Regions from separate parts of the Homo sapiens genome. Here all the other regions are linked to region 2. The links are chromatin loops, found by intact Hi-C in ENCODE. Cell type or tissue: MCF 10A. All regions are shown on one strand. Region 1 has its middle 52 kb from the start of QPCT. Region 2 overlaps PIRAT1 (PU.1 (SPI1) induced regulator of S100A8 and S100A9 alarmin transcription 1). Region 3 overlaps PRKD3 (protein kinase D3).

Region 1 (8,000 bases), 440 kb before region 2:
TTGCTTGATCCCTCCCCTCAGTTTAAAGTTTTAATCTTGAGATTTTTTACTCTGTTCTACTTATTTCTGTATCACCCTCTAACATATGGTAAAATTTACCTATTTAATATGTTTGCTTTTTGTCTGGGCTTGTTGGCTTATACCTGTCATCTCAGCACTTTGGGAGGCTGAGGTAGGAGGATCACTTGAGCCCAGGAGTTCAAGATCGGCCTGGGCGACATAGTGAGATCTCGTCTCTACTAAAAAAAATAAATAAATAAAATAAAATAAAATAAAATAAAGCCAGGTGTGGTGGTGTGTACCTGTAGTCCCAGCTACTCAGGAGGCTGAGCTGAGAGGATTGCTTGAGCCCAGGAGTTCGAGGCTACAGCAAGCTATGATCACGCCACTGCACTCCAGCCTGGGCGTCAGAGTGAGACCCTGTTTCCCCAAAAATGTTTGTTTTATATTATTTGACTTTCCCATTGAAATATAAGTGCCACAAAGGCAGGGATTTTTGTTTTGCTTATTTGAACAGAGGCTGGCAATGGTGAGTTTGTTAAATGAGTGGATAAATAGCAATGGAATCAGGGATAGTCTCAAAAGAGAGGGCAAATGAAAGGTGGGCAAGTGTCCACAGAGCACCAGAGTTTAAGTTGTAGCTTGTTATGGTTGAGGACCAGAGAGATTTTAGGTTGTAACTGGAGATAACACTGTAGGCCAGAAAATTGTCAATCCACATGTCCTCTGGGGTCTGTTTCATGGTCATTGAGAATAAGCCAATCTGATTAAAAGAAAAATCAGGCATCCTATTAGTTAGACCCAGTGAACAGGCATGACCTCTAGATTATTCTCTTTTACCTTGCCTTGGTTATTGGGAGGCTACATCATATTTCATGATGCAAAGGGGAATGGATACTTGATTCTGTTTTTCTTCTTTTATGTGGACATAAAAAATGATAGGAAAAGTGAAAGGTTTTAGGGGGAAATGCTTTGTTCATAGAATTGCAGCTGGAGTGAGAAGAGAGCTGGAGTGAGCTAAACAGAGAACTTTTTTTTGTAGTGAATCTTATGTCCATGCATACTCAGTGGGTATGCTGACTTTTAAATTGTTTGTGATACTGGCATATACTACAGTCACTGCTATCACTACCTGTGCTAAGGCACAGCACCAGAGAAGTGACACCTTGGTACTGATAAAAAGCAAATCATTTGACTGTTTCAGGACCACAACCTGAGGGATCCTCAAACCCAGCTTCATCGTTCTGCCTCTGGTCTCATAACCTTTGACTTAGGTTCTGGTACCTCTGTTTCTTGCTAGCTTCTCCTTCAAGATGGTGCTTCTGACAATAGCACCTTATGGAGATGGTGACTGTCATGATCAGTAGCATCCCCTTTCACTCTTAAGAGTTCAAGTTAAGATGATAAAATGTGGGGGGCAACGTATATCTAGGGCTTAGCTTGGCTGGTGACCTTGGACTCCTCCAACTTGTGGGCTCTCTGCCTCCCACCCCTCTGCTCCCTCCCATTGGCTTTGGTGATGGCGAAAACTTGATTGTGTGGAAGTTCACTTTCCACAGAAATTCAAAGGTTCACCCAGTGCAGTTCAGAATATGTAATTTGGCCATTGAATAACAGGGTGGATTCAAAAGTTTCTGGTTACCAGCAATGCAGAAGTGGTGCTAAATGAGAACAGAAACCCCAGCCCACTCCCTGAGGTTTGAGTGACCAGGAACCACATTGGCTGGAAGACAATGCCATGGATCTTAGTATCTTGTGAAGAGACACTTGTGGTTTCTTGTTAGTTGTAACAGCAAGTCATGTTCCCCTTCTGAGACTTAGTGTCCCCATCTGCTAACTACAGGGACTCAGCCTAATGATTTGTTGGGTCCCTTTGTGCTCTAAGAGTCTGTGGAGCAGTACAGCCTATTATTTAAGATCCTTACTTTGGAGATAGAACCGAATTCAAATCCTGGCTCTGCGATGTAAAACCTGTTCAATTTTGATCAGGTTATAAGTTCAAGTTTCCCACGTGTAAAATGGAGATTATATTCATTCATAGGCTTTTTATGATGATTAAATGAAATAATATGTAAGAAAACACCTTGTGAAGTGGCTGGCACCTAATCACTCAGTGAAGGATACTGGCTACTATGACCCTGCATGTGATTCCCACGGGGTTGCTTTCAAAGCATATTATTTCATGTAAAGATTGCAACTGTGGGAGGTCAGTTGGGTGGCTATTGTCATCTTTATTTTTATCAATGAGAAAATTGAAGCTGAGAGAAGTCAAGTGACTTCCCTTTGGTTTCAGAGTTGGTGTGTGATAGAGCCAGGGCCTCTCCCGATACCGTGGGAGAAATAAGAGGTACATCAATCAGACATTCATTGAAGAGACAGAGACGGTTGTATGCACTTAGCCAGCAGGGAAGACCTTTTAATCAGTCATTTATGTATGAAAATTCTCTAGAGATAAAAAGAGAGGGTGTTGTAAGAGTCTGATGATTAGGCCAGGAAAAATAAAAAACTTTCTGCCTCTTAGATAATGACGCAGGCTTGTATTTTTGTTCTTTTGTTCCACTGTCCTGCAAAGTGGCCGTATCTGATTCTGCTAACGTCATTGCATAGATCAGACTCTGTTTCTCATCGGCCTCTCTGATCATAGTCCCTGAGATCTGAGTCTTTACTGTTCGCCTCTGATATTCACCACTATTCTATCAGTGTCTGTTTTGGGGCTCTGGTTCTGTCTTAAAATGTCATTGAAATTCTTTTTCTTTATTAAGAATTTATTTTTTATTCTTTTGCTTTATATTCCCTATACATTTCCATTGCAGAAGCATTGAAAAATACTGTCATGTGTAAAGAAGAAAACACTAATCTTACAGATGATCACTTTCTACATTTCATTCTAGATTTCTTTCTACGAGCATATACATACAACAATTTTACTTAATTATTATCCTATTTGTGTTGTTCTATAACCTGCTTTTAGCCCTTATTTTAATACGAGTATTTCTTCATGTTATTACAATGATTTAAAAACAAGCTTTTAATTGTTGCTTGTGTACTTCCATTGTATGGATGTACCAAAATTTATTTAACCCGTTTCCTACTGTCGAACACTAAAGATTCTTTCCAATATTTCACTTTGATAAATAATACTTGATGTAAACTTTCTGCCTGTAAAGTTTTGCTACGTGTCTGCTTGTTTCCTTACTGATAGTATTTTGCCTGCGAGGGCAGCAGGATGAGTACTTCGAGGATTAATCCCTGCCAAGGCAGCTGAGCAACAGGAAGGTCTCTGCAGGGCCCTCGCGCTGCCAGTAGGTGTCACCTTCGCCTCATGATTTCTCTTAATTTTTTTTTTTTCAGGATCCTTTTTGAAGGCCAAGAACAGAATAAATTTGTGAGTCAATAAGATTCAGCTTCAAATATTAAAAGTCTCTTACAAGGGATACAAATTGGCAGTGCCTGAGGGCTGTGGGCCTGGTGATTTTGCTTTTTGTGTTGGGTTGATTTCTTCCAGCCCAGCAGTGTTTGCTGCTGAGCTGATTCTGAGAAAAAGCAGTCAATCTGGACTGCTGGCAAAACTCCATTCTCTCAGGTTCTCTAGGAAACACACACACACACACACACACACACACACACACACACACACACACACGTGTAAAAAAAGCTACTGCGTACTGAGGGCTTTCTCAAAGCATCTGGTAATAAAAAATTCACAGCAATTTTAAAAGACAGTTATTATCAACACTCTTTTCTAGATAAGGGGATTAAGGCTCAGAGATGCTCAATGCTAAGGTGCCAATGGCTTAAGGCAGTATTCAGACCTGGGTACATTGATCAGTGAAGCCTGTGATTTTAACAATTTTCCTATGTTTGTTAAAAATGCTGATTCTGGCAGGGCACGGTAGCTAACACCTGTAATCCCAGAACTTTGGAAGGCCAAGGCGGGAGGATTGCTGAGCTCAGGAGTTCCAGACCAGCCTGGACAACATGGTAAACCCCATCTCTACCAAAAATGCAAAAAGTTAGCTGGGCATGATGGCGCATGCCTGTGGTCCCAGCTACTTGGGAGGCTGAGGTGAAAGGATCGCTTGAGCCCGGGAAACAGAGGTTGCAGTGAGCTGTGATTGCACCACTGCACTCCAGCCTGGGTGACAGAGTGAGATCCTCTCTCAATTAAAAAAAAAAAAAAAAAAAACCAATTCTGAGGCCCCACCCCAGGCCTGTTGGACCAGAATATCTCAGCATGAGACCCTAGAATTTCCATTTAAATGGTCATCTTGGGAGATTTGTATGTGCACTAAACAGAGGTACTCATTTCATTTGTTCTGCAACCAGCTGAACCAACCAGAAATCATGAGAGGCTGGGAGAGGCTGGGTAGACCTTGGGTGGTCTGAGTCTTTAAGTCACTTGTCCAGTTTCCATTTTAGGTCAGCAGCAAAGGTCTTGAAATAAATTATCTAGAACTGGCTTTGAGAGAGCATGCGATATGCTTTGAAATAAAGGGTTTTGTGGCCTCAGTAACCACTCTTTCTTTGGCTAAAAAAAGATTCTTTGAAACCCTTTTCACTCCTTAGCAGAGCAGCAGTGTGGCTTAGGGAATAGGCCTGTGCTTTAAAGTCAGACAGGCCTGAGTTTGAACTCTAGCTCTGCTACTTACCATCTCTCTCTGATCCTGGCCAGGTTGCCAAAGCTCTAAGTCTCAGTAACTTCCTCTGAAAAATGGGAATAAATAGAACCACTTCATAGGGTTGAGGTGAATATAAATAAGATACTAACATTGAAAATGTAATATCCAGCTCCTCTCTCATGATAAGTGTTCAGGAAATGACAAAAACAATAGTTATTTAAAAAAATTAAGTAATAGAAAAAATGCTATTTTAAACCTAGGTAACTGTCATTTTTCTAGTTACCTAAAAACAGCTTTAGTGAGGTCTATTATACATGCATACCATAAAAATCACCCATTGTAAGTGTACGGTTTGATAATTTCTAGTATATTTATTGACTTGTGCAACATCATCACAATCCGGTTTTGGAATATTTCCTTCACACCAGAGGCTTCCTCTTGCCTGTTTGCGGTCAATTATTATTTACTCTTAGCCTCAGGCAGCCACTGATCTGCTTTCTGTTTCTGTAGATGTTCCATTTCTGGACAGTTCCTATAAATGGGATCATAAAGCCAGGCGCGGTGGGTCACGCCTGTAATCCCAGCACTTTGGGAGGCTGAGGCGGGCGGATCACGAGGTCAGGAGATCGAGATCATCTTGGCTAACAAGGTGAAATCCTGTCTCTACTAAAAATACAAAAAATTAGCCGGGCGTGGTGGCGGGCACCTGTGGTCCCAGCTACTCGGGAGGCTGAGGCAGGAGAATGGCATGAACTCGGGAGGCGGAGCTTGCAGTGAGCGGAGATCGTGCCACTGCACTCCAGCCTGGGGACGGAGCGAGACTCCGTCTCAAAAAAAAAAAAAAAAAAAAAAAAAAAAAAAAAAAAAAAAAAAAAAGGTATCATAAAATATGTAATCTTTAATGTCTGGCTTCTTTCCTTAGCATAATATTTTTGAGGTTCATCCATGTTGTAGCATGCATCAGTAGTTTTTATCTTTTTTGCTAAATAATATTCCATTGTGTGGATACATTGGGAGGTATCCGCACTACATGTTGTTTATTCTTTTACCCGTCGGTGGCCATTCGGATTGTTTCTACTTTTTGCCTATTACAAATAATGCTATTATGAACATTCAAGTACAAGCTCTTTTTTGTTTGTTTTTTTGTTTTTGTTTTTGTTTTTTGAGATGAAGTCTCGCTCTGTCACCAGGCTGGAGTGCAGTGGCGCGATCTTGGCTCACTGCAACCTCCGCCTCCCAGGTTCAAGCAATTCTCCTGCCTCAGCCTTCTGACTAGCTGGGACTACAGGTGCGCACCAACACGCCCAGCTAATTTTTGTGTTTTTAGTAGAGACGGGGTTTCACCATGTTGGCCAGGATGGTCTCGATCTCTTGACCTCATGATCCGCCCACCTCGGCCTCCCAAAGTGCTGGGATTACAGGTGTGAGTCACCGCGCCCGGCCTCAAGTACAAGTTTTTATGTGATTTTATTGTTTCAGTTCTCTTAGGTATATATGTAGGAATAGCATTGCTGGGTAATATAATAACTCTATATAATTTTTGAGAAATGACCAAACTATTTTCCAAAGTAGCTGTACTATTTTACATTCCTATCAGAAAGGTATCAGAATTCCAATTTCTCCATATTCTTACAAACACTTGTTACTGTCTGTCTTTTTGATGATAGCCTCCTGATAGGCGAGAAATAGAATCTCATTGTGGATTTGATTGGCATTTTACTAATGATTAATGATGTTGAGCATCTTCATATACTTATTGACCATTTATATATAACTTCTTTGAAAAAATGTCCATTCAGCTTTTTGGCCTACTTTTTCATTGCATTATGTGGCTTCTTATTATTGAGTTAACAAGAGATCCTTACATATTCTGAGTACAAGACCTATAACTGATACATGACTTGCAAGCATTTTCCCCCATTTCATGAGTTGTCTTTTCACCTTCTTGATGGTATTTTTTGAAGCAGAAAAGTTCTTAATTTTGATGAAGTTCAATTTATCTATTTTTTCTTTTGTTGCTTGTGAATTTTAGTGTCATATCTAAGAATCTATTGCCAACCCAAGGTCATGAGGGTTATTTCCATATTTTCTTCTTAGAGTTTTATGGTTTTTAGCTCTTACTAAAACATAACTGGATTAAGTGGTCTTTAATCCATTTGGAATTAATTTGTATATGTGGTATGAAGTTAGAGGGTCCAGATTCATTCTTTTACATGAGGATATCAGTTGGTCCAGTACCATTTGTTGAAAAGACTGTTTTTTCTCTGTTGAATTGTTTGGGAACCCTTGTTGAAAATAAACTGACCATGATGTAAGGATTTGTTTTCGGACTTTTAATTCTGATCCATTGCCTATATGTCTCCCTATGCTAGACTACACTCTCTTCGTTATTATAGCTTTCTAATAAAATTTCAAATTAGGAAGTATAAGTTATCTAAGTTTTTTGTTTTTTCAAGATTTCTTTGGCTGTTTTGGATCCCTTAGATTTCCATATAAAGTTTAGGATTAGCTTGTCAATTTCTGTAAAAAGGCCTGGTGAGATATTGATTGGGGGTATGTTGAGTCTGTACATCAATTTATGGACTGTGTCCATCTTTACAATATTAAATCTTCCAATCCATGAATGTGGGATATCTTTCTATTTGTTAAGCCTTCTTAATTTCTTTCAGCAATGTGTGGTAGTTTTCAATGTTGTTAAATTTATTCCTAAGCATTTTATTTTTTTGATGCTATTTCACATAAAATTGTTTTTAAAATTTTATTTTTAGATTGTTCGTTGTTTATGTATGCAATTGACTTTTGTAAATTGATCTTGTATCCTGCAGCATTGCCGAATTCGTTTACTAGTTTGAATAGTTTTTTAAGTGAATTCCTTAGGATTTTCTACAAATGAGATACAGATAGTTTTACTTATTCCTTTCCAATATGGATGTTTTGTATTCTTTTTCTTGTCTAATTGGCTGGACTAGAACTTCCAGTACAATGCTGAATAAAAGTCTTGAGAGCAGACACCATTCATTGTCTTTTTCTCAATATCGGGGGTAAATATTCAGTCTTTTGCTTTTAAGTATCATATTAGCTATAGATTTTCCCCAGATACCGTTTATCAGGTTGAGAAAGTTCCTATCTATTCCTAGCTTATTGAGTATATATTTAAATAATGAAAGGATATAGTATTTTATTAAATGCTTTTATTCATTTATTGAAATTATTTTGTATCTTATATCCTTTTTAATTAATATTTTTAATTTTGTTGAAAGCAAAAACTTGGAAGCCACATATCTTGAAAAACGATGCTTATTCAGTCATTAGATAATTCACTTTCTAAATTTCTGTGAAGTAATAAAAAATCATTACCAAGGCTTATGAAATGACTATGAA
Region 2 (8,000 bases):
AAGCCTGCTGACTGACACTGTCCCTGGAGCCCCTGTTATAATGAGGTCCTTGTGATAACTTACTCCCTTGGATAGAGTCCAAGACAGGCACGTGCCCTGTGGAATTCCACACTGTAACCAACCATACTTCAGAGAGATTCCAGAATAATGATGGTATTGCTTATTTAGGCTGAAGGTTATCTGCTCCTCCTCCTCCAGATCCCTGCCAGCCAAGGGAAGAGCATCTCATTGGTGTCAGATGACAAGGGTCTTGTTCCCTTTACTGGAATAAGCTTCTTATGTCATACAGACTCTGGAAGTCCTGAAAAGCCATCTGTCTTGGCCTTTACTTTAGGAAAGAAAGTATCATAACCTGCCACAGCAGTGGGGACAGCTGAAGCCGGGGGTTACTATTCGCCCTTGTTACTATTCATGGAGGCTCTTAGGGAAATGACCAAAAAGCTCTTTATGGCTCTTGCAATTAATCCTGAAATTCTGGTTGTCACTTGTGGGTAGAAACATATGGTTTACAAATGGGTTGATGATTATTATTTCAAGGAAAAACTAAAACATTATAATGAGAGTTATAACATAATGGTGGGACAGTATAAATAGGGAGAGAATTTGTAGTGTTTTCTTGTTCGTTTTGTTACATGAATAGACAGCTAGGGGAAAATGGCATTCTATGGGGAACTGATGGGATTTATTTAATATTTATTTAAATAAATTTATTTATTTATTTATTTAGACACCTCTTTTTTCCCGTCTAAGTTATAAACTAATTAAGAGATGGACAAAGAATAAGGTAAAGGAAGGTCAAAATATTACCTTGGGCAGGGTGCAGTGTCTCACACCTGTAATCCCAGCACTTTGGGAGGCCAAGGCAGGAGGATCACTTGAGTTCAGGAGTTTAAAATAGCAACATAAGAAGAATCTGTCTCTCCAAAAAAGAAAAAGAAAAGAAAAAAAGGAGGTGAGGTGGCACATACCTCTAGTCCCAGCTACATGGGAGGCTAGGGTGGGAGGATCACCTAAGCCCAGGAGGTCAAGGCTGCAGTGAGCTGTGATCACACCACTACACTGCAGCCTGGGTGACAGAGTAAGACTGTTCCTCAAAAAAATAAAAATAAAAATAAAAATTACCTCAGTTCGTGAAAACAGCAAAGATGTGTGGCATGACTAGCTCCATTCCCTGGAATTAGGAAATATCACCACACTTATGATGAATCTTACAAAACTTAAGCCTTCCCACTCAGGGAGGGCCACATAGACATGAGAAAGTAGAGCAGAATGTGGTTGTTTTCCAGGGGAAGCTGGCTTCTAATGAGAAGGGAGGGAGGGAGGGCCTGGGCTTCCTGTGCAGATTCATTTCCCTTGGTTACCAGCAGGTCACTCACCCCACCTCCGTGGGCATTAGCCATGAGGCAAGAAGTAAGAGGAGTTTAGAAAAAAATCCTTGTTTCTGGAAACCAGAGAGGAGGGAGACACGGTTCACTCAATGAGTAGGAACTTCAATGGTTAAATGTGTCTTCTTGTAACAAACATCCATGTAACTATTTGAGGCCAGAATGAATTCTTCCTGGTGTTTCTTTAGGTGATTTCTCCAAGGGAGGCCTGTGGTATGCAGGGGATTTTTACCAAGACCAGCGTTCTCATGAGTCCAGAGGCTCATCTGCCCTTAGAGGATTGGAAGATTTGCATCCGCTTCCACAAGCTGCTAGCCTAATCCTCTAAGGTTCAAATCTGCCAGGGATCCATACCATGAAGGCAGTCCTCCTGAGTTTGCTTTGGAGTCTGACACTTTTCATTATGGACATCAGTGATTGACACCCTGATTGTACTTAGAATCACCCAGAGGGAGCTTTTAAAAAGTATTGGTACCCAGGCCCCTCCTCAAACTGAGAAAACTGAGGACTCTGTGGGTGAGCCTGGACATGGATGGCTTTACCAAGCTCTCCAGATGAGTCTAACGTGCACCCTGGCTTGAGAAGCATGGAGTGGCAGTCACAGAAGCCCAGGTTGGCAGCTGTCTCAGGCAGGAAATGTAGAATGGCAGTTAAAACTGTTAGCCCTGGAGAAGAATCCTGATCCCATTCCTTACTGAGTGTTTGTTAAGTTACTTAAACATTCTTAGTCTCCCCAGGGTGACCAAGGCCATCCGTAAAAGGAAATCCACTCCAGTAAGTGAGTTGAAGCCTTGGTCTTCATCATTTATGATGGTCAACGGAGAAGTTTCCTTTTGTTTGATGCCACCCTTCGTGTCTGTTGCAAATGGCAATGAGCCAGAACTCTGCCATGCAGATGCTCGGGTTATGCCCATGCCAGAGAGTCCAGTGTGGCTCAGGATCAATCAAAACAGAAAGTACCATCCTAAAGTCAGCGTCTGGATTTTCCCCGTCAAAACATTCAACTCCCATGGTATATATATTTTTGCTTATTCAATTCATATTTTGAATTCATATTATGAATTAGTCGAATTTTTAGATATGCTTAGTTGTTGGTCCATGTCACAGCTATCTAGCCTGTAAGGACCATTTCTTCTTGCTCTTATCTTGAGAAAATCACACACTGGTGCTTAGTTAATAAATAGTTCTTGATTATGGAAATAATTATGGCCTTGGAAGAATTCTGTTTATATAAGCAAGAACTCTTAGGTCTTAATCTTGCAACTGAAAGGGATCATAGAGACCCAGGTCTTCAAGTTGAAGGGAAACTTGCCGAGGGCCACACAGGCACTCAGAGGCAGGCCCAGATTTGACTGTTCTCTCTCCAAGTCCATTTTTCTTCCAACTTTATCATGTTGCCTCCCTATACAACCCTCTAAACTACTTCTCTCTCTTTTCTAAATCCATTTTTTTTCTGATTTCTCTTTCTGCCACAAATGTTCCGAATTTATGAAGAAAGAAAATGGAGAAAAGATTTGAGTAGACATTTCTGGTTTCCATGCTTGGATTGCTTCGGAGGATTAGTTTTACTGTTCCAGCTTGTTTCTTTATCAGTTTAAAGGGCAAAACAACTTCCACCCTTTTGAGGCAGCAAGAGGTCAGTCCTCTGCCATCCTCCCCCACGGCCAGGCAGAGCCAACTGCAGCCCATGGGTACCTTCCACCGCCTTCTTCCCTGGGATGGAGTCAGACAGACCTGCAGAGGGGCGACCACTCAGCTTGGGCAGCCAAGGCAATACCTGTCATCACTGTAGTGGGCTTGAAGCCCAGTGTCCTTCACTGCCAGCCTTGATGGCTTTAGCTGTGAAAACTCTCCTGACAAAGGAGGCTCTCACAGGCTCCAGTCATGGGAGCCCTACAGCCAGGATTTCAGGAAACTAGGGTGGAATGGGCAGAACAAGAGTTTGTCCAACAACTGAACAGGACAGGAGGTTCCTACTGCTTGGAAATCTATTTGTGTGTTCCAGAGATGTGCAGAACAAAGACCTACACATGGTTATTTTGGCAAGAACAGGAAGGTTTAGATTATCCTTTTCCACCCCGTGAAAGTGGCCACCTAAGATGTGAGTGTTGAAGGAACATCTGTTTTAACACTAACAGAGCCTCAGTGAGGGTCTCACCATGGTCTTCACTTCACAGACATAGCACAAGCAATAAGAAAGCTGCAGCTGTCGGATGCACACACAGTTAAAGGCTTTGCCTCTCCTTTTTATCTCAGTGTTTCCAACATGACAGTGAGCACCGCGTGTTCTCCAATGGGCTCTGCTCCTTTCTGCTCCCACCAGCAGCTCTGAAGTATCATGTAAGACCACATGTTGCCTCCTTAAGGTGATTTTTGGAGAGGGAATTTGGGAAATGACAAAATCAAAATATCCAGCATGAGCCTTTGCACATCGTTCATGCATTGGGTGCATGAGATGATAGAATTGGATCTGGAGGCATATGCTATGTGTAGAACAGCTTTCCCCATCTGGAGCCCAGGTGTGCAGGTTCACCCCTGAGTCCCAGACATCGGTATCAGTGAGTAGTGAGAGCAAGACAAATCCATCTCACCTACCCTTGTTCCACAGAAATGATTTTACCCCTTGAGGTACAAGGTCAAGCTCTAATTTTATTTGTAGATCAAGTTTCACAATAATTGAGCATTTGAACATGCTAAGAAAGATGGGATTTTGTAACTCATTGTTGAAAGGCAATGTGGCATAATGGTTAAGAGTTTGCATTCTGAAATTAGAGAAACTAATTCTGAAATTACAAATTTGTTCTCTTTGTGACCTTAGGAAAGTAATGCAATTTGTCCAAACTTCAGTTTCTTCATCTATAAAATAAAGATAATTATAATTCCTACCTAGAAGTATTGGTGTAGTTATGAAGAAGGAGACCACTTGTGAAAAACATAAAATACTACAAGGCCACTCGTGTCACAAAGATGCAATTCACTGGTTACTATCATTACTATCAATTTTAGAGGCACAGACTTCCTTCTAAATAAGACTCCTTTCCAAACACGTACATCTAGAGCCATTCATTCTATCTTCTCCCACTGTTAGAATGTCCTTATCTTAAGCCAAAATCTCACTACCCTTGTTTTCTGGCCTTTTAATTTGTACCTACTTTTTGAAACCGCATGGAAAAACTCAAATCCCTTTTTGTAAAGGCATTGACTGGGCCACTGTTTTGCACAGCTCAAAGGGACACAGTTCACACTGTAATCTGTGTCAATGGCACCCCCTGGTGTCCACCCCACTGGAGAGGTAAATAGGGAGGATAGAAGGGAAGAAGGGAAGGGTTGTAGAGAGGCTGGACATACTCTTTTCCATGAAAATCCCTGGTGAAGTAAGGATCGCACCAGTGTACTACCTTCCCCAAACAAAGCAGCTACAACTCTACCAACACTTCTTCATAGGACATGATCTCACATCAGAGCCCATTGTGCTTTGACCACGTTTTTCTTAAAGTGAGGTGCTCAGAGCTAAGTCAACATTCCAGGTGAGACATGACCAGGGCCCAGGAGAGCAGAATTCAACCTCCTTCATTTTTCTGTATACCATAATTAGGATGCCACTGTGATACAAGACAATCTTAGTACTGAATTCCTAGAGCAATTATTTTCTGAGCAACAGGCTTGGTTTTTAATCATACATTGTCCTATAATATCACTTCACTTGTCATGAATTGTTACCCATTTCACTTTATATAAGTGAACTATATATGTGTGTGTGTGTGTGTGTGTGTTTCTTCATACTGTCTATGTTGGGAGTTCCCTGAAATATATGTTTTTAGACATTTTAATGACTCCTGTTAAATCTAGCACGTTTCTGGGACCATAAAAATGAATCTAATTCGAATATTTAGGGAGAACCAAAGCAAAGGGACAGCATTTATTAAAATTTAAAATGGCCACTGTGGAAATGGAGTCAAGCTATTCTGTGCACACAGTGTTGCTGGGATAAAACACGCTAGAAGAAATGGCGGTAAGTTCTTATTTGGTCAATGAATCATAATTCCCCAAAAGACAAGCATGATGCTTATGGCAGCCCTTAGTAATAATTCTTCATGTGTGGTTTTCTTGCTCATATTTTCTATGTATGCGGTGATTTCCAACTACACTCTGTGGAGCCCGTGGGGTTCTGAACGGATGCTCCCAGGATGTGTGGGAGGGGCAGGAAGAGCAAGAGTGGAGGGCGGGGCTCCTGTCAGCTTTCAGTTTCCCCTAGAGCCGTCAGCCTTTCCCTGTTGTATGTATTGGCCCTCCCTGTAATATTTCCTTTGGGAATAAAAAGTTTAGAAACCATAAGTCAAGTCACACCCTGGTCACCTCAGACTGGCAGGGAGTATGATCACTTTCATGTTTCGTCTCACAAAATGGATTTCTAGGTGAAGTATATTTAAAAAGAAGGTCACCAGGCACAGTGGCTCACGCCTGTAATCCCAGCACTTTGGGAGGCCGAGGCAGGCGGATCATCTGAGGTCAGGAGTTTGAGACCAGCCTGGTCAACATGGCGAAACCCCATCTCTACTAAAAATACGAAAATTAGCTGGGCATGGTGGCGCGTGCCTGTAATCCCAGCTACTCGGGAGGCTGAGGCACCAGAATTGCTTGAACCCGGGAGGCGGAGATTGCAGTGAGCCAAGATCGTGCCAGTGCACTCCAGCCTGGGTGACAAAGCAAGACTCTGTCTCAAAAAAAAAAAAAAAAATTAGGTTAATTTCCACATTTGGCCCTAATGTGGTCAAAACTTCAACAGCTGTGGATTAAAGAGAAAGCGACCACACCATCATCACCATCACCCTCTCTATCCCTGTGAAGCCCCAGACACACACAGTGGAAATGGAATTCAGAGCTAGAGTAAACCCAGGGTCTTGACGGACACTTTCGAAACAGCACTGCAGGTTTGTGATTTCCTTCAGATTTGGAGAGAGTCTCTTGATAACTCCTACCCTCATCTTCTGTTTTGATGGCAGAAAAAAGGGCACTATCTGTCTTTGTTTTGTGTTGCTATAACAGAATACCACAGTCTGGGTAATTTATAAAGAAAATTTATTTCTCACAGTTTCAGAGGCTGGGAAGTCCAATATCAAGGTGCCAGCACCTGGCAAAGGCCTTCTTGTGGTGTCATAATCTGAGAGAAGGCATCTTATGGCGAGAGAGAGGGAGCGTGCCAGCCCAAGTCTGTCTTCCTCGTCTTATAAAGCCACTAATCCCATCATGGGCCCCCACTCACGTGACCTCATCTAACCCTAATCACCTCCCCCAAAGGCCCCACCACCAAGTACTAGCAACATAATTTGGAGATTATGTTGACTGTTTCCTTTCTCCACCTCTCAGCTTGATTCTCAGAGTTCCATGTGATTGGAGAGGCCAGGGTGGGGGGCACTCTGACATCCACCTTGACCAGTACATTGTAGCTGTGCTGGACAGACCTCCTTTAAGAATAACACTTTTCATAAGGATTATTGCTAAAACCAAACTTCTCATCTTTTTTTTTTTTTAAGAGACAGAGTCTCGCTCTGTCACCACGATCTCGGCTCACTGCAACCTCCGCTTCCCAGGTTCAAGCAATTCTCCTGACTCAGCCTCCCTAGTAACCAGGACTACAGGCGCACACCGCCATGCCCTTTTTTTGAGATGGGGTCTGTCACCCAGACTGGAGTGCAGTAGCGCAATTTTGGCTCACTGCAACCTCCACCTCCCAGGTTCAAGGGATTCTTCTGCCTCAGCCTCCTGAGTAGCTAGGATTATAGGCATGCACCACCACGCCCGGCTAATTTTTGTATTTTTAGTAGAGATGGGGTTTCACTGTGTTGCCCAGGCTGGTCTCGAACTCCTGAGCTCAGGCAATCTGCCCACCTCGGCCTCCCAAAGTGTTAGGATTACAGGTATGAGCCACCGCGCCCGGCCGCTTCTCTTCATTTTTATGTGCAATAAATATTTAGAAATATCTTCTCTTAACTCTGTGGAACCATTGTTTCTTTATCTGCAAAATGAAGTTAATAATATCTTTCATAGTGGGCACTTGTGGTAATTAAATGAAGAAGAATGACAAAATAATTCAGAGAAACCTAGAATAAAGTGGGAAAGAGATAGCAGTGAAAATCTATTGGCAGTTGGCTAAGATGGTGACCCAAACCCTAGAGCACTAGGAAGGAGAAGGATGGAGACCACCACAAGTGATGCAAATGTCACTGATCTAGAAAAAGGAATACTGTTAGGATGTTATCACTCCCCTCACACTGTGAAGTCCCAGAAAAAAAATCTTAACTATGTTCAACATAAGAATTTAACTAAAACATAATGGACTATTTCCATTTTTCTTTACTTTCAGTGCTGTAAATAAAATCAACTTGTGGCCAGTAAGTATGTACAAGCTTTCTTCCTACTCTGTGTTAGCAGTATTTAGTATACCAAAAGTGAGAAGCTTTTCATATTGGAGGATTCTATCCAATTTGATATTTTCAATTACATTTAAGAGTACTCACTTGCATCGTCTCCTATCTGTGGTGCAATTTTTTTTTTTTTTTTTTTTTGAGACGGAGTCTCGCTCTGTCACCCAGGCTGGACTGCAGTGGCGCTATC
Region 3 (8,000 bases), 540 kb before region 2:
CTATACTGAAATAAAACCTACCATTTTCTGAACCAATATAAGCATAAAAGATTCTTCTTCCAGAACCCTAAAAAGTTGAATAATCCAGTAGCAGAATTAACAGGTTTATGTAAAAATTCATTTGTATTTATTTTAGTTCCTCTACAAAATACTGTACTTTTCTGCATATGGTTTAAGAATGTTTCTGTTCTGCTTAGCAGAGCAGCAATATTAACTACCTTCATTAAGATTATTTGTTGGCTAGAATGTGTACATCTGTTACTAATGTTCTTTCCCAAAACATTTCTCAGTGGCTGCTTGCCAATACATTTTTAGGTTGATATTTTAAAGTATTAATTTATGTAGTAACTCATATTCAAAGCAAGCTGTTGAAATAAAATTTCATCATGTTATAATGCCTAATAGTTATCAAATACCTGACAACAAATGTATAATCTATTCCCCATTTAATGTTCTTGTGTGCTATCATACACTGTCAAGAAAAGCTTTATTTTATTATTATTATTATTTTTTAATTACACTTTAAGTTTTAGGGTACATGTGCACAACGTGCAGGTTAGTTACATATGTATACATGTGCCATGCTGGTGTGCTGCACCCATTAACTCGTCATTTAACATTAGGTATATCTCCTAATGCTATCCCTCCCCCCTCAGAAAAGCTTTATTTTCTTATATGCTTAAGCTTATATACAATTATCTTACTCTGTCTTGTAAGCAAGAATTTCTTGTTACAAAACCCTCAACCCTAATGTTTTATTTAGATCACTTGATAATTCAATTCCACAAATACTTCTACTATATAAAAAGTACAATACCAAGAACTGCTAATTACATGAAAAAAGTATATAAGATTATAGTTAGACTACTTATATCCTATCCTGGCTCAATGACTAATAATCTAAGACATTTACATTCTATTTTAGTTTTCACTCTACTGTGAAAAGTTTCTACTGTACAGCATTGCTGAGAAGGTATGAGACAAAAAGATAAAATCATCTTTAAAAAGCATAAAAGCATTATATAACTATAAGCAAATAATTATTCCAGTATGCTGTTAAAAACTTGTTTCATTAAGAGATGTTTTGAGAATACTATAGAAGTGTGCTGGGTTAGTATCCAAATACGGGTGGGTCCCTATCATAATTTTAGTAGCTTTTATTACGTCCTACCTATTTCAGGGTGATTATTCTCGGGAATGACAGTTTTTGTATAATTCTCCAAACTACATACTTAAAAACAAAAAAAACCCAAAACTCTTGCAGTATGCTTATATGTGTGTGTAATAAATGTTTAATGAAAAGAGGAAAGCGTTATTTTTATTTTGTTTAGTGTCTGGCTCTGGAATCAAAAAGACATAAAACCTCAAGTATCAGCTTTGCTGCCTACTAGCTATTCTGTATTGGGAAGTGATAAGCATACAGGTGAAGAAGCCATCCTCAGAGATCCACATTCTAGTTTTTCTGTTTACTAGCTACATGATCTTAAGCAAGTTACCTAATCTATGTCTATAAAATGAAATATGACTCCTATTACTACTAACTCCTATTACTAGTACTCCTATTACTATTAGTAGTTAATAGTAATAGTAACTCCTATTACTACTAGTATATTAACAAAAGCATAATTCACATACAATTGCTTTGAAGACTGAGCATGTAAAGGTTTACTGTTCTACTATAGTGCCTGGCACCTAACACACACTGCAGATAGTAGTAATAGTAGTTTACACACACATTTATATTTTGTTTATATTTCTCTTTCCTTTATATAACAATTATGAGAATAATTTCTTTGGCTAATGCTTCTGAAATATAAATATTTTAAGCCTATATATAATAACAAAAACAGACATAAATTTTAATTAGGGAAAACACCTAATCCTACCTTTACACTGCATTCCTTGGCGAAAGAGGCCTTTCAGTAACCGCTTGCAGTACTGACATATCGTGGGACGGGTGTAAGAGTGAACAGCAAATGTGTGTGGAACTTTCACTCTGCACATTACCATCTTTTCCATCCAGATTGGGCGACCACTCCAAGAAGGAATTCTCTTACTTGGTTCCTGGTGGACATGTGACTATAACATAAGTAATTTTCATAAGTGTAAGTCAATATTAAAAACAGAGTAGTGGGAGCAGAGCTTAACCACAAGAATCATTTATTTCAAACACTAAAGCCAAAAAACTCTAAAAATGTTGTTCTCAGCAGTTTCCTTTGCAATGTTTAATTTACCAATCTTTGAATGAGAAAAATGCAGATTCTTTTTGCTAATATTTATGCTTAAAAACATCTAAGATATGTTAATTCTCAGGTATATATTCACTGATGATTATTTGCCAGGCACATTTCAGCACTTTACAAATCAAATACACAAACTTTAAAACAAATAAATGAAGAAAGTATTATTGCTGCTCATTTTGCATTACTGAATGTGACATCTGAATATATTTTGAAACACATTTTAGATTTTCAAATTTATCTTAATACTAAAATATATACATACATTTTAAGTCTAATTAATAATGATAAACAATGGCAGATACAAAACTAATTAAAACAAGTTTCAGTAATTCAGCTTTAAGAAGAAGTAAACTTTGTTTACCCATTTTGGAGACTATTCCAGAACCTAGCTAGTTGGTTTTCTGCCTGGTCTTCTGGCCAGGCGTGGTGGCTCACGCCTGTAATCCTAACACTTTGGGAGGCCGAGGTGGGCGGATCACCTGAGGTCAGGAGTTCAAGACCAGCCTGACCAACATGGAGAAACCCCGTCTCTACTAAAAATACAAAATTAGCCAGGCGTGGGGGTGCATGCCTGTAATCCCAGCTACTCGGGAGGCTGACGCAGAAGAATCGCTTGAACCCAGGAGGTGGAGGTTCCGGTAAGCCGAGATCATGCCATTGGACTCCAGCCTGGGCAACAAGAGCGAAACTCCATCTCAAAAAAAAAAAAAAAAAAAAAAAAAAAAAAAAAAAAAGAAAAAGAAAAAGAAAAAGAAAAATACCTGCCTACACTATCAATCTGAGGCATTTTATAGTGCTCTTCTCCAACCAGTTGTTTTGTCCTTTTCTTTTCCTTTTCTTCCCTTTTTTTTCTTTTTTCTCCTCCCCTTACTTCTCCCTTGCACTTCTCTGTCTCTTGTTTTTTTCTGACTTCTTTTCCTTCCCTTGGTTGAACATATTAATGTAGAATTACCCAACTTCTCTGAATTACAAACATGACTAGTTATAGAAGGCAGCTGAAAGATCTCAGGACATCAGTTCTGGCAGTGAGGATGCAAGCAGGTACAGCAAAATCTGTTCATATAGCTAGATGGTAGTTGGGTATTAGGATTTTGTGCTTGAGTATTTGGATTATGTTTTATTCAATTTTGTGTCCCTAGTATATAACAGGGCCTGGCATACAATAATCGGTGAATGTGTGTTGAATGAATGAAATGAGCCACATTGAACTGGGTGATCTATAATTTAGTTTGATTATTCCCTTCATATAGAAAGGGTCATAGTTACCAAAATCTACTTACCCCTCAGGTTACAAAAATTTTTAATTCATGCCTTCTTTAATTTTGCTTTTTGTTCACCTGGTAGAAAAACCCAAACAGTTGGAAAATAAAGTTCTTCTTTTTGAGACTATGCTTGAACTGACTAAAGTAAACCCTGAAAGCCCTTCCATGCTACAAGTTCTACTTGTTTAAAAATACCCTGAACAATCTAACCAATTCAGACATGTAACTGCACTTCTTATACTTCCCTAAGGAGCTTTCATGTTCAAGATAAAATATAAACTAATGAAAAATGTAACACCTTATCCACTTGCTCTGTCCTTCTGCTATTTCCTAATCTAGTAATACTCAACTGGGCATAGGTGGCGTAACAGCATCATTTGTGGGGCTCTTGACATACCTCTATTCTACTGTCCTCATTCCTAGGTAAGTTCTCTGTGCAGTTCAGTGTATAAGATGCACTAACTTTTTCCTACTAATCTTTTCCAGGCTCTTCTGTAGGTTTATACCAACCCCTCATTTTCAGTCCTTTATGCCGCAGCACTCTTTTTATCCTTTAAAAATCTCACACTAGGGCTAAGCAGTAAGAGAAGATGGAATTTTTGTGAAAGGATTTCAAAAGCTTTTACTCTGGTGTCTTAACTTAGCAAAATATTATGATCACAGTACCAAGACAAGGCCTTGATTTTGCCATTAATTTACAGAAGATCAGAGAAGTTACAGAAAAAACTAAATAATAAGATTACAACCTACAGATGGAAGTCATTTCAAATACTATGAAATGTACAAGGGAGTTATTTCTTTTTTCCTGGATCTACTGCCTTTGCCCTTGAGAGGTACACTGTATTAGGAAAAAAAATCACTGATTTATTAATAATGAGATCTGGGTTTAATTCCACTATCTCTTACTAATTTGCTCTCTGACTTCACACAAGTCACTTAGCTGCTCTGTGTCTCAACTGTCTCATCTGTATACAGATCTGCAGATAGCAGTGCCTCATGCCTGCGATCCCAGAACTTTGGGAGGCCGAGGCGGGCAGATCACGAGGTCAGGAATTCAAGACCAGCCTGTCCAACATGGTGAAACCTCATCTCTACTAAACATACAAAAATCAGCTGGGTGTAGTGGCACGCATCTGTAATCCCCGCTACTTGGGAGGCTGAGGCAGGAGAATTGCTTGAACCCAGGAGGCGGAGGTTGCAGTGAGCAGAGACCGTGCCACTGCACTCCAGCCTGGGCGACAGAGCAAGACTCCATCTCAAAAAAACAAAAATTAAAAAAAAAATTAAAAAAAAAAAAGATTTAAGTATGGAGACCAGGAGCCAGGATACTGACTAGAAGGCTAAAGCAGTGGTACAAGCCATAATACCATCCCAAGGTGTACAAAATGCAATTCATTACTACCGGTAAGTCCTGTCTCCATTACTACATTTTATGTTTCTTAAGTGTAGGAACATTACCATTCTTTAGCATATAAATTATGTTCTAGAGTGATGTCATACACCCTGTAGAAACACAGAGAATAACTACTACTAAAATGTCTATTACCTTAGAATACGTACCTCTTCACTGGGAAGGGCTACATATTCAGGCTGTAGGGGTCTTGGAACTGAGAGGCCGGGTCCTGGTAAAGATACATTTGACAGACGTCTCTTTCTTACTCCACTACAGTTATTTGGAATCTTGAAGGCACATCGTTTATGGTAATTTAATCCACAGCCTAAACATATTTTACAAGGTAAAATATAAGATTTAAAAAAAAATTTACTATTTAAGTGTGATACATAAAAACCACTGCTTCTTTTATTTAACATATTTTCTGTTAGCCATACCTATCCTAATTAAGAACCCAGACAGCAGGCTAAGTGGAAGCTAATGAATTCAAGAAGAAAAGGAAATGTGTAAAAAGGATAAGTCAGCTAGGGCAGTGGTTCTTGAAGTGTGGTCCCTAAGGCAACCACCTGGAAATTTGTTAGAAATGTAAATTACAAGGCTCCACCCCAGATCTACTGAATTAGAAACTACGGGGATGAGGCCCAGCAAAGTGTGTTTTACGATGCACAATACAGTTTGAGAACCACTGCCTTAAAGCACTAGTTAGCAAACTATGGCCTCTGTACCAAATTCCTCCTGTGACATGAAAATTTTATGAAACTCAAATTTCAATGTCCCTAAATAAAGTTTTATTGGAACACAACCATATCTATTCGTTTACATATTGTCTATGATTGGTTTCATACTGTAATAGCAGAGTTAAATCATGACAGAGACCATATGGCCAACAAAGTCTAAAACATTTACTCTCTGTCCCTTTACAGAAAAAGTTGATTGACCCTCCACCTTAGAAGACTGTTTCTTCATCAGAAATGTGCACCTGTGTCCTACTCCTAGCAATTCTAATTCAGAACAAATTTGACAATTTAGTTGTATGTAAGAGACAACTTTTTTTTTTTGAGACAGAGTTTCGCTCTTTCACCCAGGCTGGAGTGCAATGGTGCAATCTCGGCTCCCTGCAACCTCCGTCACCCAGGCAGGTTCAAGCGATTCTCCTGCCCCAGCCTCCCGAGTAGCTGGGATTACAGGCATCCGCCACCACGCCCGGCTAAGTTTTTGTATCTTTAGTAGAGACAGGGTTTCGCCATGTTGGCCAGGCTGGTCTCAAACTCCTGACCTCAGGTGATCCACCAGCCTCGGCATCCCAAAGTGCTAGGATTACAGGTGTGAGCCACCGTGCCTGGCCAAGAAAACTTTTAAAAACAAAAAACAACATGAATATTTATGGAGCCATTATTTTGTACTAAATATTTAACCCTATTACCTGATTTAACCGTTTACTCTTTATGAAACCAGTGGGGCAGAATGTATTTTACGAGAAATTAATCTTAAGAGGTTTAGTAATTTGCCCAAGAATATGAAGTAGGTGGCAGAGATAAAATGAGAGTCCTGATCTCTCCAATTCTAAATCCTCGTTACCACCCTAGTCAACAGCTCGTCATCTTGCTTTTTCACTGATAATAAAAAATGCAAATGTGGAATCTTATTTCAAATGACCACAAAAATTTTAGAACACACACCTTCACATTTCAGTCCTTGACGTACCAATCCCCAGAGCATCTCACCACAGTAATCACAGAAAGTAGGAGCTTTGTAAGAATGTACATAGAGAGTATGTGGACGAATCTGGAAGTCTTCTACTGTGGCTAAAGCTTTAAAAAAGAAAAGTATTACAATACACGTTGTATTTGTACTGCGATGAGATTAAGAATGCTCACACATTCACTTATGTCAAAGTACACAGAATCATTTTTTCTCTGAAAGTTGCACTGGACCATAAAAGTAAATTATTTAATATTGTGATTTCAAACTCTAGTTTAGCAAGTCCATTTACTTCTCATCATTTGAGCTCCAGAAGTAGGTCATAGGTTAGTTATTTGGAACTCCAACAGCATTTTCTCATAATGACAAGATTACAAACAGACATTAGGTTACTTTAACCAATTAAAAACTGCTTAACTTACACAGTGGGAAATAGAACACTAAAGTAAAAACTACTATGGAACTTAACTTCAATTTATGGAAACGTTTCTGTGGAAAAAGATACTGAGTCCTAATTTAGGATCCCAGGATATACTTGTCTGTTTGTTCTCCACAGTCCTAGTGGATATGAGAAAGAAACTCCTTTCCCCTTAGTGAACGTCGGGACAGTAGACCCAAGGAACTTCCTCTCACCTCAACCTGCAAGTAGTCTGATGGAGTCCAGAGTAGAGAAGGAAGAGATGTGAGCAGGACTTCCAGGTGAGACAGGGAGTGAAACTCCTCAGGAATGAAGAGGAGGGCAAGGATTGGGAAATATAGAGATGGTTTGGGGTTGTTGTATAGAAGATGAATGATCAGTGTAGCAGGGAGTGAGATGAATGAGAGAATCAGAAATATAAGATGAGAGGAGTGGGGACTAATAAGGACAGAGAGGATCTCAAGAAAAGGCTCAAAGGTGAATTTGAGAAAAGGGAACTTGGTAGCAGGGCTCTGACCCATGGCTGGCCAGCTTGCTTCCTTTCTTCCATCAGTTCTCCTACTTGCCAAACAAAAAGTACTGCAGACCTACTATGTGCATTATTATGGCATTCTTTCTTCCTTTTCACTCCTTATTATCTTGCCCACATTGCTGCAGGATGAGATGGCAAATAGTGGGAATTAAAAAACAACGTATGGCAAGAATGCGTGAGGTGGAAAAAGTGAAAGGTAGAAAAAAGCCCAGTGGGACAAAAAGGGAAAGAGCATTTTTAATTTTAAAGCCACAGAAATAACCAGCATTGTAATTTCCTCTTCCATATCTTCATTACTTCTTTTTTTCCTGATTCTCTTTTCTAAACCCCAATTTTCTTCTTTTATGCTCTTTACAGAAATGGGGGTGGGGGAAGGGGAAAAAACAGAATTTCAGTGTAACTGTTTTATTTCTTTGACTCAGAGAAGAGTATATTTCTTTCAGACCAAATA

What was found. Peaks named below come from ENCODE experiments on the same cell type or tissue, not always from the same donor. Only the 100,000 strongest peaks of a DNase experiment are listed, where the experiment ranks them.
Region 1: a loop joins it to region 2, with 12 times the contacts of the local background. A loop is called at or near these places in 70 of 110 quality-filtered maps.
Region 3: it touches region 2 in a loop (8-fold over the local background); 9 of 110 quality-filtered maps call a loop at or near these places.

Annotation. Positions count from the first base shown.
Region 1 is chr2:37,392,775-37,400,774 of GRCh38, forward strand. No RefSeq gene overlaps it. Among named protein-coding and RNA genes, the nearest start is that of QPCT, 52 kb to the left of the region's middle. In MCF 10A, a CTCF peak has its summit at 3,309 (motif pointing right); a DNase peak (open chromatin) is centred at 3,297.
Region 2 is chr2:37,828,126-37,836,125 of GRCh38, forward strand. PIRAT1 (PU.1 (SPI1) induced regulator of S100A8 and S100A9 alarmin transcription 1) reads right to left here. Exons shown (of 4, transcript NR_110012.1): 3 at 808-913. Among named protein-coding and RNA genes, the nearest start is that of PIRAT1, 44 kb to the right of the region's middle. RefSeq lists an enhancer at 5,362-5,421. In MCF 10A, a CTCF peak has its summit at 4,650 (motif pointing left); a DNase peak (open chromatin) is centred at 4,646.
Region 3 is chr2:37,284,291-37,292,290 of GRCh38, forward strand. PRKD3 (protein kinase D3) reads right to left here. Exons shown (of 19, transcript NM_005813.6): 4 at 6,578-6,709; 5 at 5,066-5,223; 6 at 1,887-2,079. Among named protein-coding and RNA genes, the nearest start is that of PRKD3, 37 kb to the right of the region's middle. In MCF 10A, a CTCF peak has its summit at 3,870; no DNase peak of the experiment used is centred here.